Linked DNA regions of Homo sapiens: region 2 is linked to region 1. Evidence: chromatin loops called from intact Hi-C (ENCODE). Cell type or tissue: IMR-90. All regions are shown on one strand.

Evidence for each region. A loop is a pair of places that touch in the nucleus more often than their neighbours do. Peaks named below come from ENCODE experiments on the same cell type or tissue, not always from the same donor. Only the 100,000 strongest peaks of a DNase experiment are listed, where the experiment ranks them.
Region 2: it touches region 1 in a loop (2.7-fold over the local background); 1 of 110 quality-filtered maps calls a loop at or near these places.

The regions. Positions count from the first base shown.
Region 1 is chr4:67,909,321-67,911,820 of GRCh38, reverse strand. It overlaps TMPRSS11A (transmembrane serine protease 11A), which reads left to right. Exons shown (of 10, transcript NM_001114387.2): 10 at 318-2,426. The coding sequence ends at 479. Among named protein-coding and RNA genes, the nearest start is that of TMPRSS11D, 27 kb to the right of the region's middle. In IMR-90, a CTCF peak has its summit at 1,309 (motif pointing right); no DNase peak of the experiment used is centred here.
Region 2 is chr4:67,761,399-67,763,898 of GRCh38, reverse strand. No RefSeq gene overlaps it. Among named protein-coding and RNA genes, the nearest start is that of GNRHR, 8.3 kb to the right of the region's middle. In IMR-90, no CTCF peak of the experiment used is centred here; a DNase peak (open chromatin) is centred at 1,538.

The DNA.
Region 1 (2,500 bases):
GCTACCTCTTGGAGAACAGCTTGCGTGAGGTAACATGGGACATAACTGCTTTTCAAGCCTCTTCATGTTTTTTCGTTTTTGCCTTTTTTAACTAAGTGCTGTTTACTCTAACAAAATAAATTTTATTTTTTAAATGTGAAAGTTGAACCTTAAGGCTCTTTGTAATATTAAAATCCATGTCTCAATTAATTATTCTGTGTTGATAGTCTATACATGTACTGTCTAGTAACAAAATATGTGATTCATCAAAATATCTTAAATAATGAGCTTTATGTTTAGCTAATTTTCTTTCTTTTTTCTTATGTTTTTATTTTTAGGGTGATTCTGGGGGACCTTTAGTCACAAGGGATCTGAAAGATACGTGGTATCTCATTGGAATTGTAAGCTGGGGAGATAACTGTGGTCAAAAGGACAAGCCTGGAGTCTACACACAAGTGACTTATTACCGAAACTGGATTGCTTCAAAAACAGGCATCTAATTCACGATAAAAGTTAAACAAAGAAAGCTGTATGCAGGTCATATATGCATGAGAATTCAACTATTTAGTGGGTGTAGTACAACAAAGTGATATTAAATTACTGGATCTAGTAACATGAAACACACAACGTAAGTTATTTAGAATCACTTTAATCAACCAATAATCCTTAGCCAATTTATAAGGGACTTTTATTTGTAAAGTAATGGATCTGGCTTGAAAAATACGGTAGAGATACTTAGCTCTTTAAATCACGAATGTTGAAGTACCAGTGAGACTCAATACATATTTTTGAAGATAGTCCATGGGATTTTTAGAATGTCGTTGTCAAGGGTCTCCTTTTAACTGAGAAACTTTTTGAACTCACAAAGTGTTCAAGAAACCCTTGTATAATTCCCTACATTTCTCTCGAGCTCACAAATACTTTTTTTTCTTTTTCCTTATTCAATCAGATTTTCCAAAGTACCTTTCCACCATAAGAAATGAATTTTCTACTTCTACACCCATTTGAGAGACACCAATAAAAGAAAGTCATATGTAGGAAACAAAGTCTGATAGTAAAACAAGCCAGAGATCTTCTAACTTTTTTTAGTTATAAAACCTCTAATTTTTGGTGACTTTTCTACACACACACACACATACAGTCACATAGATATTCTTATCCTACAGATATAATCAGAAAAATCCCGATTAATGAATTATATATAGATAGATAGAGTGATTAGTTAATCAAAACTATATATTTGTTAAAAATTTGGGAGAAGGTGATGGTAATTTCATTAGTCCCAAAACACCGGCATAAGAAATTTGACATTTCACAGATGCACTTACATATTTTGACCACAAGGGGGAAATTTTGTGCATTATTATTGTAGGGTTAAATGCCTGAAAAAAATAAGCATTTACTAATACCTTGAAAAATCAAAGAACATTATGTTCCTCCGTAGCAAGAAAAATTTTATGCCCTCGCATTGCTACAGCCAAATAGCTTATAAGGCTTATGGCAATGTCCCAACTATTGCAATCATAAAACCCTAGTTTTAGAAAAATTTGAAAATAAATATAAAATTTGAGCACCTACTGCATATAACACATGGGGCTATAACATATAACATATAGTATGTTTTCTCTTTTGGACCACTTTGTTATATGTGGTCCACAAGAGAAAACATACTCCATCAGCAACGTGTCTCCTGAAGTCATTAGGAGAGTAAGGCTCATGTATTTCGTAATACAATTAAATTAAGGCTTTATGGAAGCAATTATTCTGCTTGGCAATGCCTGTGAAATATTATGGTCTGCAGGCTGGGGAGTCATTTACTCATTTAGCCCAAATATAAGACAAATCATTGGAACGATGAACTTGCTTTATAATAATTTCCCTCACATGCTATTGAGAAGGCATGAAAATAATCCTAAAATATCTAAAAGAGATATGCAGTTCACTCATAAAACACTTGATTCATAATTTAGACTCATAGAATTTTAAAGCTGAGAAGAGATTGCATGTCACATAGGCCAATATACTTATGTTATGTTTAAGAATATGAGTATATTCTTAACTATTTTTATTGAATTCTTAACTATTTTTATTGAATCATCAGATCTGTAAAATTTTAAGTGAGAGCTATTGAACCTGTATTAAGATAGAAAACTCTTAAGATAAGAATTTTAAATGACGAGATTCATTTAGGCAGCTGGCTGCCAATTCTCTGAATTCACTTCAAGACAAAGTTTCTTCTTCATATATAAATATACATAGGCATATAAATTATTCTATATTATGGTGGTAAAACTTAATGCTGACTTTGGATGTTCAGATTCAGGAAATGATCTTAGAATTATGAACTTTGTATTTTTAAACTATTTGGTGCAGCATTTCATTTTGGGTCACATGTAAGCAGATATTGATATGTCATTTTTAATCTAATAAAGTTGGTGATCAGAGCATTCTACAAACAATATCACTGAGTTTGTTTTAGGCCAGTATCATGAATCTTTCAACTGTCATTAAAATCACATTT
Region 2 (2,500 bases), 150 kb after region 1:
GTCATATGCAAAAACTAACTTAAAATGGATTAAAGACTTAAACGTAAAATCTGAAACTGCAAAACTCTTAGAAGAAAATGTAGGGGGAAAAGCTCCTTGATATTGGTTTTGGAGATGATTTTTTGGATATGACACCAAAAGAATAGGCAACAAAAGCAAAAACAAACAAACAAACAAAAACAAGTGGTACCGCATCAAACTGAAAAACTTCTGCACAGCAAAAGAAACAATGAACAAATGAAAAGACAACCTATGAAATGGGAGAAAATATTGCCAAACCATATACCTGCTAAGGGTATTATAATCATATGTCCAAAATATATATGGAACTCACACAATTTAATACCAAAAAAACCCAATAACCCAATTTAACAATGGGCAAATGACCTAAATAGATATTTTTCCAAAGAAGACATGGAAATAGCCAACAAGTACACGTACACGAAAAGATGCTCAACATCACTAATCACCAGAGAGTGCAAATTAAAACCACAATTAAATAACACCTCAATGAGCTAATGCCTCACACCTGTTAGGATGGCTTTTATAAAAAAGACAAGTATTGGTGAGTGTGTGGAGAAAAGGGAACCCTTGTACACTGTTGGTAGGAGGGTAAATTGGTACAGTCATTATGGAAAACAGTATGGAGATTCCTCAAAAAATTAAAAACAGATCTACTATAAGATCTAGCAATCCTACTTCTGGGTATATATCCAAGGGAGTGAAATCAGTATCTCAATGAGATATCTCCATCCCAGTGTTGATTACAGCATTTATTCACAATAATTAAAACATGGAAACAACCTGAGTGTCCGTTAATGGATGAATGAATTTTTTTAAATGTGATACACACACACACACACACACACACACACACAGACGAAGCATTATTCAGCCATAGAAAAGAAGTAAATCCCACCATTTGTGTCAACATAGATAAACCTGGAGGGCATTATGCTAAGTAAAATAACCTAGACACAGAATGACAAATATTTCATGATTGAAAAAAAGTCAACCTCATTCAAAAAATATAACAAGCGGTGCCAGGGGCTGGGGTTTGGGGGAAATAGGGAGATGTTAATCAAAGAGTACAGTTATAAGATGACTAGTTCTGGGGATCTAATGTACAGCTCGAGTTCTGATGAATGTGTTAATTAATTAGATTGTAATCGTTACACAATGTATAGGTATATCAAATCATCATGTTGTAAACAGAATACATAAAATCCTTATTTGTCAATTAAATATTTTAAAATTTAAAAACCTTGAAATAATAGTGAAAACTGAATATGCTGAATATAAATTAATTATTACCAAGTTTATTAAATAGGTCCGTTAAATAGAATACAAATATCACTACACGTGCTGCATGTTGAAACAAAATAGACAATATACTTTCTCTATCAATACATCCTGACAATATGCTAGTAAAATTTTAATAAACTTAAGTTTCACTTCTCAGCTGGTTTCTTTTCGCCTTTTAAACTACATGCATTTGTGACTACTAACATGAACTATCTGGCATCTCTTTTGGCATCTTTGTGATTGCACTCAGCTGTGGCTTATAGACTCCCTCACCGGGTAATTCAATATCTAGTAAGAGATTTGCTACTTTCACTAACACTTTCACTTTGACCTCTGAGTTCTCTCCCTTTTACTTAGACTGCTGCTTTGGCTGCTTTTCAGGGTTCTTTTGCTGAGCAGACTGCCTTTGTTCATGCTGCTAGAAAACGCACTTAAGATTGCTCAGAGTCTTTTTGGCATATTTGTTTACATCCTCTCAGAAGATCTCACAGTTTAAGTGGAAGAGGCTGGCTTCTTTAATAATTTTAACCAAAAAGAATTTTCAACAAGTAAACAATGCAAGACCAAAAAAACCTTTCTAAAGAGTTTATTCTTTCTTTATTTTCAAGAATCCTCTTACTTAAAAAAAATCCACTCTACATACATTTTCAAATGTCAGAAAAACGATATCCTTATTATATTCCTTTTAACTCTTTGCTGTGTAGAGATTTTAATATAAACTCAAATTAATTATTTTTCTAAGATGAAAACTTCTTGCCTTCCCATATATTTTAAACAACATTTCTTAAAATTTGCTTATTAAAAAAACATAAACTTCATGAGATTATGAGCTCTGTCTTATTCTATTTCTCATTGCCCAAAACTCGAATAAATATTTGTTAAATAAATGAGTGAAATTTGGAAATGATAGTTCTTATGACTCTTTTAAATAAGATATATCCAACAAATGAAAATAGATCATGTTAATGAGCAGAAAACTGTGTATAATAAAAGAGAATAATAGAAAATGACTTTTAAGCTAAAGAGAACTTAAAGATTATGTTACAAATTTTACAGATAATAGCTGTGAGAGCTAGGAGATGAGGATTACACAAGAGAACTGGGAACTCCTAATTCCCGATAAAGTGTTCTTTCTTCTATACTATATTCATTATGAAAATATAGTTTAAATTCCATTATAAGAAAAGCTGTTTCC